Regions from separate parts of the Homo sapiens genome. Here region 1 is linked to region 2. The links are chromatin contacts, found by Hi-C in ENCODE. All regions are on one chromosome and are shown on one strand. Each heading gives the region's core, a stretch centred on a gene start or an enhancer-like site at or near the end of the contact. The rest is flanking DNA. Distances are from core to core; before and after follow the strand shown. Region 1 has its middle 360 kb from the start of MIR4422. Region 2 has its middle 200 kb from the start of MIR4422.

Region 1 (6,756 bases), core at 2,849-5,348, 150 kb before region 2:
AGCTGTAGCTGAGGTCTGGAAACAAAGAATGGGGTGGGGGTGGGGGAATTGAAGCTGTGGAAATAATGAGGTTTCTAAGGGAGAAAGCTGCAGACGCAGATATTGGAAGGATAATGAGGAGACAAGTCTGGCTGGAGCAAAGGTTTCTAAGGGTGCAAAAGGGAGGGAGCACTGGGAAGGGGTTGAGCCCAGTGTGGCAGAACTTCAAGAGCCCTGTGGAGGAGGAGCTGAGACCTCAGTCTTCAGGCAAAGGGGGCCATGGTGGCTTTGAATGGGGAGGGCAATGATGAAGATCCTACCTGTTGTGCCAGAGCATCCCTGATGGGGCCAGAGGGATGCTCTTCCTCTGCCAGACAAGCAGCTACCACTTACAGCCATTTCACTGCAGTCTTAATAAACACATGTGAAGTACAGCAAACAACCTCAATGAACACGCTGCCTCTAGGTGGTGGGTTATGGGATTATAGGATTTTTTAATACAAAAAGTTAGATGAAAGTGAATTTTTTTAAAAAAAGGTCTGAGTGTGTACTATAAACTTGGTACATCAAAGCACTTTCAGCCTGAATATTTTGGAGAGATTTTTAAGGAGACAATGAAACCAAAGAATTAGCCAGAGTGACTCCATGGAATGGAAAGTCACATCTTGAAGGAGGAGGCAAGACAGGTGACCCCTGCTCAGCCTTTCCATCCTTTAGTCAACCAATATGTATTGAGGGTTGCCCCCACTCTGCCACTTTCAGGGGCCGTCATTCATACCACATGGAGGGTCAAGGCAAGAAGTAAACAAACGTGTCAGGAGTTGTTGAGTGCTGGGGTGAAAAATAAAACTGGGTGAGGGATAAACAGAAGACACAGCCACCCCACCTCAGGGAAGTTCCCTCCAAGGTGATCTTAGAGCCCAGACAGAAGGCAGTGAGGGTGCCACACAGCTCTCAGGGATGGAATGTTCCAGGCCAAAAAGAAGCAGCAAACACAAAAGTCCTGAGGTGGGAGAGGGCATGACACGTTTGCGGAATGCCAGAAGAGGTCAAGGCTGGCATCAGGGTGAGGCAAGTGAAGGGCCTAGGGTGAAAATTTAAGGAAGCCTTCTTCTCAAGTTCCTGTAATTGCCCAGGCAGATGGCTTCCTTTCTTGCTTCACCTCAGTCCAAGCCCTGGTGGCAGTAACTGAGTCTGGGACGGGAAGAGTGGCAGCAGGGCTCAGCGGCCACAGGACTCAGACAACGGGAGCAGCAGAGAACACAAAGCCTCAGATGGCTCACTGCTCTGTCTCCCTAAGAAACTCAATATGAAGGTCCAAGAAATCCTATATGCCTGGAGAGTTATCCTAAGGGTGAGAGGAGAGTTTGGACCCACTTCTTAGTTGACTGAAGGATCTTCACTAAGAAGCAGGAAACGAGTTGTCTCCCAACATGACAAGGCTGTGCTACCTCAGGTACACATCCTTCCTACTCTGGACCCACATTTCCTTTGCTGTACCATGGAAGGATTGGATTCAATGAACCCAAGGTCCTCCCACCAGGAACCAGGTCCAAAATTTTATGATTCTATGAGCTCACAATAAACCTTTTTTTCTAAAGGAGCCTGGGGGTGCAGGGAAGGAAAAGAAAAGGAAGAGGCTCAAAGGCCTTCCCATCAAAAGCTCAAAGAAGACAAACGTTTTGTTCTTCCTCCCCATGTATTTCTAAGACACCCAGAGCTAGTTTCAAATAACCTGCTGGCCCAAACTTAGATTCTGGAATCAATCTCCCTTCATGGGAAGAAAGAGTTTCGCTAAGTTTGTGATGACCCAGGTGTCACCAACAGGCTCAAAATCTGCCATCCTGGCGAATGTTCGCATGCTGAGGCCTCCACTGACCAGAACCACAGTGGACGCCTGTGGAAGTGACCACTTCAAGAATCAGCTAATAAGTAGGAATGTTCTGTTTTGAACAAAGAGGTCCACTTGCAGCCAAGTTTTCCATTCATGAGCCTATCTGACACAGGTATAACTGCCCCTTTCCCTTTTTCCCTTAGGCTTTTCACAAGCTAGTTTCATTCCTTCTAGATTTCCAATAACTGCCCAGGGTTTAGAGTTTCTGAAGAGTTTCATATGTTGACATCCAACTTGACTTCTGCACCCAGGATCTGAGGCAAGAATTATTGTCATTCCCATTTTACAAATGAGGAAACTGAGGCTTTCAGAGAGAAAAGCTTGGAATAATCTCCCAAGTAGGCATCAGACTTGAAAAACTGACAGTGTGGCCCTGTAAAATCAGTGCTATAAAAGCTCGTGATAACTGGAAATTAATGGTGAAAAATGCCCCTGCTTTTGCACCAGTGAATCAATTCTCACTTCCATGCCTTATGAATATCCACCATCTACCCATCATGTCCCAGCTTTCCAGACAGCAGGGACACAGATGCCACACAATCCCTTCACCCTCCCTAACATCCTTGACCCTCTGTTCGGCTCTCAGCCATGCATTGATTCCTTCCTCCTTCCATTGCCCCTCAAAAAAGGTCCATGTGTATCAATTCTAGCCAAGAGAGCCCTAGAAGGATCACCGAGCCCTTAGTTCTGCCATCAGGCCAACTCCAGAGCAGGTTTGGGCTCCATTGGAGTGTGCTTCTATATCCTGCCATATGGAAAATTTTTGCAGAGCCTTAGAGAGGCCTCCGCCCTCTCTAATGGGTGGAGGGATGGAGACACTTAGATCCAGGACACCAGCGACTCTAACTTTCCATTATTGACTCACAGTGCCCTGCCCTAAAAGGCTATTGGGCCCAGACTACCCACAGTTTAGAATGCCAGGATTCAGTAGATGTATTTGCATATGCAGGATGAGCCAAAGAAGGGAAACTCTGGCCCCATCTAGAGGGAACGCCCCTGAGAGACATTTGCTGAAATGACCTGATAGCAAGAGCTGGAGAGGAGGGACAGTGATCTCCTGGGTCATAAAAGCACAGGACTTCACATGCAGAGCAAAGCCAGAAGGGCCCACCCTTGTCCAGGGTAGACCCGTGACAAGGGCAAGCAGGCTGAAAAGTTACCTTGATAAGTTACTTTGTTTTCACTCTGGGTTTTAGCCACCAAGGATCTGTTTCAAAGAGTAATGGAAGAAACAAAGACAAAGATTCTAGTCTTCTTGCAGCCTGCTTCAGGCAGGTCTAATTAAGAAATGTGTGAAAGAACCTCAGGAAAAGCTAGAAACATCAGAAGGAATTTCAGTTTGGCCTGGAAAAATCTTCTCCCTGCCTTGAATTTCACAAAACTCTTTCATTTGCTGCTCTTAGCTCTGAACCATCCCAACAGTCTTCCAAGAGATGCCTTATTATTTCTGTTTTGTAGATGAAGAAACTGAGGTTCAAAGAAGTGAAGTGATTTGCCCAAGGCCACATGATCTTAAGTGGCATAGCTGGGATTGTATCCGAAGTCCGTCTGAACCTCAGATGTCTAGCCAGAATACCACATGCCTCAAAACAGTCCTATGGGGCCAAGCGCAGTGGCTCATGCCTGTAATCCCAGCACTTTGGGAGGCCAAGGCAGGTGGATCACTTGAGGTCTAGAGTTCGAGACCAGCCTGGCCAATATGGTGAAACCCTATCTCTACTAAAAATACAAAAATTAGCTGGGCATTAGTGGCATGTTGGCGCATGCTTGTAATCCCAGCTACTCAGGAGGCTGGATGACAAAGCGAGACTTGATCTCAAAAAAATTAAATAAATAAACAAATAAATAAAAACAATCCTGTGAAACAGGCATCTGTTATACCCCAGATTCAAAGAGCTGCACAGAAAGTAAGTTCCGAGACCAGGAGGTGAAGCCAAGTTTCTCAGCACCAGAACTAGAGTTCTTTCCACCATACAACACTGCTCTAGTTGCCTCTCTTATTTCCTGCTCTGTTGCTCCAAGCTGCCAAAACAGTATCTACTATGTAGTGAGTGCTAAATAAATACCTGATGGATGAGCGAGTCCTTCTTTGAAGAGAAGTTTTGTTAGGAAAGTGGGTGATGATCTTAACTGGATGAGCCAGTGACTCATTTCACTCAAGGATTAAATCTGAATTTGAAGAAAAGCAGTTGACTTAGCTGTGAAATATGTCCCTGGGCTCCTCCCCAGTAAGGACAGAACAACTGGAGAAAGAACCCACTGTTCCTCTCTGGAATGAGAATTAAAACTATGAATAAGGCTTTTATGTTTCTCTTCTCCAGGACAATCAGGGAATAAAGATAGTTCTTGACAACATTGCGACATTGGAGAGAACAGGCGTCTAAGCATTCAAACACTACTTTCCCTCTCATTATCTGTCATTTTGTTAAAGTAAAGCCATTCACGAATTGGAAACTGTAGGATGAGAAACTGCTATGCTGTCCCATAGGGAAAACTCACTCATACGTCTCATCCATTCTCTCAATTACCGGGAAAAACACCAACACCTAAGTGGCACAAAGCGGTGAATGAAAAGGTGCTGCCATGTTCCGGGTACTCTTCCAGACAGGATTCCATTTACAGAGGAGGAAACCAAGGATCAAAGACATTCCGGAATTAGCTAATTTCCCCTATGATTAGTAAGCTCAATAGCTAGGATTTGAATCCAGGACTTCCAGAACACAGAGCCTGTGCTCTTTCCCTACACCATGATTACAGGCTACTAATGAAGGGCATTATCACAAAGGAAAGTGCCCCACAAAGAAGCTTCACTTGCTTTACCTCACACAACTGTGGGGATCAAATGAGATGGAGAGAGTAGAGATAATAATCCCCATTGTACAGATTAAGACACTGAGGCTTAGCTTTTAAAGTGGTACATATATGTAATATATGCCACATCTAATTCCCGTTTTATAATTCCTATTTTATAAAAGAGGAAACTGAAGCCCAGAGGCAATCAAGTTACATATATGCATTTATATACATTAATATTGTGTTCCTACTATATGTAGGTTATATGCTGACAGTCATCTTTCTCCAAACCTCAGTTTTATCTTTGGTGAAATGGCAATGAGTGGTTTGACCAAAAGTGGTCAGCTAGAAAGTATTGCAGTTGGAATTCGATATCTAGAACTTTCTGATTTTAAAACTTGTAAAACTTTTCTGTTATAAGGATCTATTTGCTTCTATCTTGATGTTATAAAATATGTGACTCCTATAAAATATGTGGCATCTAAATGTAGGACATTTTATTAATGGCTAGGTAGGGTAGATATCTTAGACAAATACTTCCCCACTGACTCTGTATAGAAACTTTCCAACTCTGAAGTTTATATGAATAATTCACTTAGGGAATCAAAAATATTCATTCTACCAGTGTAGGAAGACCTCATCTGAATAAATTCCGCCTGGCATGTCACTCATGAAATGGTAGGAGGAAAGGAATTTGAGACTGAACTTCCTGCAAGAGATGGGCAGTCACTTCTGTATGCCAAGTCCTTTAGGGGTGTGTTTAAATTAAAAATGTGCCTGTCCTCTGGAGGTACAAGAAAAGCTATATTGGAAAAAAACATATGTAAGACATAGTCAGAAACACATTGCCAGTCTCTGCAGAAAACTTCCTTTCTGGCCAAAGTTGTTGAGCACCAACTTCAAAGGTCAATAGAATGCCTGAGTGAGCAAGCGCACCACCATCAGGAACCAGGGAGGCTGCTACTAAGGGCAAGGAGACAGGAGACGTGGACACCAAAGAAGGTGGGGTTAGTTAGCTTGACCTTGAAGAGGAGCTGTATTTCAAAACTTTAAGGGCAGCCCAGGCAGAAACTGTGACATGAGCATAGACTTGAGTTTGGAAACTGAAATTGGAGACTAGGGCCACATTCAGAAAGATTATAAATGTCTGGGTCAGAAATTTGTACTTAATCCATCAGACAATGCTGATGGTTTTAGTAGCAAAAAAACCAATCAGAACTATTTTAGAAAAACCAATCTTTTATTTCTTCATCAAATACCTATTGGGCACATTGCCAGGCATTGCATCTTTTCATTCCCACACATCAGTGACTGGCAGGCCTACTGTCCAGGGCACAAACAGGCGATCAGCTAGTACTGCCATTCACTTTCTGGGTGGCCATGGTAGCCACCCCCCAAGACAGCCACCACAATCCCCACCTCCTGGTATCCACAGTTTGTGGAGTCCCCTGCCATGCAGTACCAGGGTTGCCTGTGTGACCAACAGAATATGGCAGAAGTGATGCTATAGCACTTCCAAGATTAGGTGATAAAAGATAGTGTGGCTAGCATTCCTTCTGGTGGCTCTCTTTCTTCACTGTATCTGGGGGAAGCCAGCAGCTATGTCATAAGCAGCACTATGATGAGGCCCATTTGGCAGTAGCAAAACTCTCCTGCCAGTTGCTCCAACCCCAGCCCTTTGAGTGAGTTTGAGCTTGGAAATTGACAACCCAGTCCTCAATGCCTGCAGCCCCAGCCAACTGCTTGACTGCAGCCTCATGAGAGATACGGATCCAGAACCAACCAACTAAGCCCCTCCCAACCTCTCTACTCTCAGAAATGAATGAACTTACACTGACACATCATTATCATCCCAAGTCCTTTCCATTGTAATATATGCTTGTTCTTCTAAACCATTCCATCTTAGGGTAATTTGCTACATAGCAATAGGTAAATAGTACAGTGATCTTCCCAGCATGGTTGATGTGAGGATAAAATGAAACAAAGAATGCCCTAGGGATTTGTGCAATTATAGAAAAGAGAGGAAGAGACAGACTCAGGGGTCAGGTGGTATGAAACACCTGTCTCCATGCAATTGACTTAGGAGGTGA
Region 2 (6,376 bases), core at 1,520-4,019:
ATCCTATCTTCCACTTGATTGATTCGGCTATTGATACTTGTGTATGCTTCACAAAGTTCTCGTGCTGTGTTTCTCAGCCCCATCACATCATTTATGTTCTTCTCTAAACTGGTTATTCTAGTTAGCAGTTCCTATAACCTTTTATTAAGGTTCTTAGCTTCCTTGCATTGGGTTAGAACATGCTCCTTTAGCTCAGAGGAGTTTATTATTACCCACATCCTGAAGCCTACTTCTGTCAATTTGTCAAACTCATTCTCCATCTAATTTTGTTGCCTTGCTGGTGAGGAGTTGTGCTCCTTTGCAGGAGAAGAGGTGTTCTGGTTTTTGGAATTTTCAGCATTTTTGCACTGGTTTTCCCTCATCTTCATGGATTTACCTAACTTTGATCTTTGATGTTGATGACCTTTGGATGAGATTTTTGCATGGGCGTCCTTTTTGTTGATGTTGATGTTATTGCTTTCTGTTTGTTAGTTTTCCTTCTAACAGTCAGGCCCCTCTTCGGCAGGTCTGTTGGAGTTTGCTGGAGGTCTACTCCAGTCCCTGTTTGCCTGGGTATCACCAGTGGAGGCTGCAGAACAGCAAATATTGCTGCCTGCTCCTTCCTCTGGAAGCTTCGTCCCAGAGGGGCACCCACCAGATGCCAGCCAGAGCTCTCCTGTATGAGGTGTCTGTCAATCCCTGCTGGGAGGTGTCTCCCAGTCAGGAGGCACAGGGGTCAGGGACCCACTTGAGGGGGAAGTCTGTCCCTTAGCAGAGTTCAAGCACTGTGCTGGGAGATCTGCTGCTCTCTTCAGAGCCAACAGGCAGGAACGATGAAGCCTGCTAAGGCTGCGCCCACAGCCACCCCTTCCCCTAGGTGCTCTGTCCCAGGGAGATGGGAGTTTTATCTATAAGTCTCTGACTAGGGCTGCTGCCTTTCTTTCAGAGATGCCCTGCCCAGAGAGGAGGAATCTAGAGAGGCAGTCTGGCTACAGCAGTTTGGCAGTACTGCAGTGGGCTCCACCCAGTCCAAACTTCCCAGTGTCTTTGTTTACACTGTGAGGGGAAAACTGACTACTCAAGCCTCAGTGATGGCAGACGCCTCTACCCCCACCAAGCTCTAGTGTCACAGGTCAACTTCAGACTGCCGTGCTGGCAGTGAGAATTTCAAGCCAGTGGATCTTAGCTTGCTGGGCTCCATGGGGGTGGAACCCCCTGAGCATGACCGCTTGGTTCCCTGGCTTCAGCCCCCTTTCCAAGGGAGTGAACGGTTCTGTCTCGCTGGGATTCCAGGTGCCACTGGGCTATGAAAAAAAAATCTCCTGCGGCTAGCTCAGTGTCTGCCCAATTGGCTGCCCAGTTTTGTGCTTGAAACCCAGGGCCCTGGTGGTGTAGGCACCCGAGGGAATCTCCTGGTCTGTGGGTTGCAAAAACTGTGGGAAAAGTGTAGTATCTGGGCCGGATAGCACCATCTCTCATGGCACAGTCCCTCACAGCTTCCCTTGGCTAGGGGAGGGAATTCCCTGACCCCTTGCACTTCCCATGTGAGGCGATGCCCCACCCTGCTTTGGCTCGCCCTCCATGGGCTGCACCCACTGTCTAACCAGTCACAGTGAGATGAGCTGGGTACCTCACTTGGAAATGCAGACATTTCCTGCCTTCTATGTTGTTCTCACTGGGAGCTGCAGACCGGAACTGTTCTTATTCGGCCATCTTGCCAGATCCCACCCGCCTCCCGCACAATTTCAAAACAAAATGTAAATGCAGAAATCCTTCATGACACTGAAGTTGAGTCAAAGACCCCAACTGGTGATGCCCCTTCCCAGGCATCACAGACGGAGCCCTGTCTGCAGGGGATGGCTGCCCTGCCTAACAACTGAAACACTGGGGAGCCCAACTCCAGGCTGCTGAGCATAAGACTGAGAGTTCTGGGGTGGCTAGATCTTTTCCCTTTAAATCCTAATTACTGTACACCAGTGGGTCCCAATGTAGGATTAAACAAACATGTTTGACCACAAAAACCTATATTTCCTAACCTCGGGTGGGAAAGAGCGTGCCCAGCGGAAAGGTGTGATCCAACACACAACTGGGGAAACATTGCTGTATTGAAACCCAGAGCTGAGGCCAGAATCTTATCTGAACTGTCAACCATGCAGGGCTGTTCTGAGAATTCGATTAAATAACAGATATGAAGTTTGTGTCATATAGTATGTATTCAATATGCACCCATATGAAAATATGTGCCCTCCAGCACTTCTAAATCTTGCTAGGGGGTGAGTAGGCTGGGTGTTAATGTAGCCATTTCACAGATAAAGAAACTGGGGTTTGGAGAGATTAAATTACATGGTAATAGGGCACAGCTAGGAAGTGAGAGCCACCATGGCAGGAATTGACCTTGGCTTTTGGGCTCCAATTTCAATTAACCCAACTCACCACTTCCCAAAACAGTCAGCCTTGGTCTGGTCTTACTCACTCCACAAGCTAACATTTTACAAACACTGAGTCACAGCTTTCCCTCCCCTTGGGCTGCACCAACATACAGCATGGTCCATCACGGGCTCAGATCCCACCCTCTTCTGGGGCCCTTTATGGGAATGCACAAAGCCCAGACTTCCAGGAACAGAGTGAGTAGATAAGGCATCTACGCTGACCTAGCCTGATCCCATCAAGGGACCCGACCTGCGTGAGCTGGAGAGATCTATGACGCTGCCAAGGACCACATCAGAAAGACAATATTTGAAGAGTGAAAGGTTCTCCAAAGAATGGAAAATCCTTGGAGTGAGCGAGTGCCTGAGGTTCTTGAGGCATGACTCATGCTGGGTGGGCCAGGACATGAGCTGTAGATACCGGGTAAAAGAGGTAGCAAAATATTAATAGCAGAATGTCAGAGCTGGGAGGGATCTAGGAGATTGACTTTTCTGAGGTCACACAGATAATAAGGGGCAGCACTGAGACCTGAATCCAGATGCTCTCATTCATTCATTCATTCATTCAGTATTTACTGAGCACTTACTACAGGCCTGGAGGGAGATTAGGTACTAAGAATACAGCAGTAAACAAAACAAGCAGGCTTTCTGTCTTCCCCATAGCTGACTTTCCAGCAGGGAGGAAAGACAATTGAACAGACAATTGGTGAAAATGATGAGAAGTGCTCTGATGAGGTAGCACAGAGGAGAGTGGTCTCATTTGTCTGGCATCAAGAAAGGCCTCCTGGATTAAATCATTGCTCAGTTTAGAGCTAAAGACTAAAAAAAAACCCAGTGGAAGGGGATTTGGTAGAAGGGGAAGACTCCAGACAAAGAAGTCTCTACAGCTCAGGCACAGACTAGACCCTTATTTTGAAGCTGCATACAATATGGGTGCTTCCACACTCAAGAAGCATATGGTGCCCAAAGGAGCACAAGGAGGGACCCTCCATCTACAAGGAGGTGACAGCATCCGACTTGGATTTTAAACGATAAGTAGGATTTTAATAAGCACAGAAAAGGAGATGGATATTCCAAGGCTGAAGAGATAGCATGGGTAAAAGGCGTAGAAGAAGGGGAGCCTGTGCCAGGAATTGACCTTCCTGAAGGAGGTCAATAAATGTTTGTCCCAGCAACTGTCAGTGAAATCCTCCCAGCTGCAGATTCTCAACAGCCATTGCTTCAGTACAGCACAAAGAAAGGGAGGGCCCTGCATCACTGTCCACACTTGCTGCCCCATGCTGTCCCATGGCCGGCACAGCCACAGCAGCCTAGCAGCTAGCATCCATGGGCTCCCCAGTGTCCCCAACCCTAAAGACCCCAGTGGGCCAGGAAATAGAAGAAACACAATCTTTCAAGTAATTAATATCCCATGATAATGGGATAAACGGGGCAGATATGACGTCTAACAGAAGGATGAAAATTCTAATGCCCCATCCAGCCTCACAGATAACAAACACATTAAAGAAAGCAGTGCTAAAGATCAACAGCCTCAGTGATTGATTAGTGAAAATCAGGGTGGGGCTTTCTTGGGGGCACAAAGACAGTGCTGCTTCTAGTTCATGCCTCCATTTGCAAGGGCTGAAAGGGGAGAGAGCCAAACAAACCCACACGTTCATCTCTGGAGCTTTGAGACTGTGAGTCCAGGACACTCCTGAGCCCTCTGCACAACAGGCAAGGCATTTAAAAGAGACTTCTAGAAGAACAAACTGCAGCATTTGTATCTTGCGGTGCATTCCTGTGTGTCAACCTCCGTGATAGAATATTTATGAGCTGTGCTTGGTACAAAATATGGTGCCCAACCACTACAGAGGTGGAATGCTGAATTTCAGACTTTTTAAATAAATCTTTTCTGGACTTGTTTGCAGACTGAGATTGCAGTTTGTTTTTTAACTCGAATGCTATGCTTATGATACTAAAGAATTTAGTTTTAAATAAAAATTTGTATTGTACTTAAAACCATAATAATTACTAAGAGTTATTGAATGCTAAGTTTAGGTGATCTAGGCACAGCATTGCTAATGTTTACAACACCCCTGATAGATAGCCCTCCCCCGTACCCCCAGTTTTAGAGATGAATCCTGGAGGGGCTTAGAAACGGGTCTCTGTTTCCAAAGCCCATGTTCTTTCCATTAAGCAGTACAAGAGGAGGAGGTGGGTAGGTGGACTCTTGCCTGGGATACAGGGAACTGCCTGGTTAGCTGACATATGAGGCATAGAATGGGAGCAGCAAGGGATGCACCTAGAAAGGGAAGAGGATGCCTATCCGGAGCCTGCATGATCCCATGGAAGATGTTGCAGGAACCACAAAGCAGAAGTGCAGTGCCTCTTCCCAAACAGCCTACAGACCCAGAACCCAACTTCAAGTTTGAGGCTGAGAGCTCCCTTTAGGGAAGGACGAACAAGCCCTTATTTCTCAACCCTGCAGACACAGTGCTAATGATAGTAGGATAAGCCATTCCCACCCCGTGCTCTCACATTGTCTCCAACCCTATCAGACTGTATTGTGATAATCTGTTTTCCTGTCTTGTGGACCATGGCTCTTTCCAACTGCTCCTCTCTTAATTTCAGACAGCTCAATACCAGAGACTCAGGTGTGTGTTCCTGGAGCCCTAACCACTGCCTCAGATCGAAATGTCAGCCAAGGACATGTATATCTCCCTGGTTCCAGCAATCCCTACTTTAGGCCAGCTAAGCTTCTTTGTTTACATTTCTGCATCTGTAGCTGAGTGGACAGCAGTACTCTGTCTGGGGAGAAGGGGAAAGTGTAGAACAGCCGGTTCTAGGAGCTAGTCAGTACCCACTCAGCTATAGAAACTATTAAAATTTTATAACCCAGCATCTGCCCAGGAGCTGATAGGGCAGAAGCCCTGTGTGTGAATTACATTGTGCTCCTGAATAAGATTCATTCATACATTTCTGTATTCATTTACCTGTGGTGTTTTAAGCCTTGTGTTGGACCCTGGGGACGAGGAAGATGTGGGTCATAGTCAAGATTTTTCTGACTTCCTTTTTCCTTTCAAGCAGTTTAACAGCTTCCTGCCCCAGTGTCCAGAGCTTCCCTATCTCAATATCATCGGCAGTATCATCGGCACCTTTGCTCACCTTTACTGAGTACTTACCATGCATGTAAGTACGGGTAAGCACATGTAACATGCATGCAAGCACAGGTAAGCTCATGTAACATGCATGCAAGCACAGGTAAGCACATGTAACATGCACATAAGACCAGGAATGGTGTCCTGTGCTAAGAGCTTCCTACTGTTTATCTTAGTTGATCTTTACCATAACCATAAGCTAGATAGTATTGTTAGCCCATTTTACGGATAAGGAGACTGAAGCACACCTATTCATTCATTGCACAAATATTTAATCAAAAACCTGTCCAAAGTACAGAATAGTCTCTGAGGGAAAGGGAAAGGAAAATAAATGAACATTTATTAAGTATCTACTACATGTCAGGAACTATATGTTTTCCAAATGTTACCTCATTTAATCCTTCCAACAACACTGGGAAATGGGTTTTGATTTCCCCATTTTTACAAATGTGCCTGGGATTCCACAGATTAAACCCCCTTCCCATGGAACTGACATTCTAATCATGGAAGAAAACAACTGGGGTAACATGGGAAATCCATGAATTGGGGTAAATACTAAGAAGGAAAAGCATGCGGGAGATGGGGGACAGAGTGCGGTTGGGGAAGGGAGGGGTAGGGAGGGGAGGGAGGGAAGGCTTTTGAGGACGGGAGGCCAGAGACAGGGATGGAGGGAGGGGCGAGTTCTCTGAGGCCCTAGGTGGAGAGCAGCCCACACCCAGCGCACTCGCTGTTCGCATTTCTGTCTCCCCCAACAATCAGTGCATCCAACCTCTAGGATTTATTCCAGAGCAAGATTGGCACTAGAGTTTTCTCCAAGGGCAGTTCACCCTGCTG

The links. A loop is a pair of places that touch in the nucleus more often than their neighbours do. Pooled maps may share reads with other maps.
Region 1: a map of PC-9 shows a loop between it and region 2 (13-fold over the local background). The contact joins two enhancer-like sites. A Hi-C loop is called at or near these places in 3 of 168 maps with a recorded cell type or tissue (PC-9, aorta and ascending aorta) and 5 of 50 pooled maps.

The regions. Positions count from the first base shown.
Region 1 is chr1:55,578,378-55,585,133 of GRCh38, reverse strand. No RefSeq gene overlaps it. Among named protein-coding and RNA genes, the nearest start is that of MIR4422, 360 kb to the right of the region's middle. Within about 2 kb of position 4,098, at least 8 of the 41 ENCODE cell types and tissues checked have a DNase peak (open chromatin) inside an H3K27ac peak, as active enhancers do.
Region 2 is chr1:55,425,589-55,431,964 of GRCh38, reverse strand. No RefSeq gene overlaps it. Among named protein-coding and RNA genes, the nearest start is that of MIR4422, 200 kb to the right of the region's middle. RefSeq lists an enhancer at 2,074-3,273. Within about 2 kb of position 2,769, at least 13 of the 41 ENCODE cell types and tissues checked have a DNase peak (open chromatin) inside an H3K27ac peak, as active enhancers do.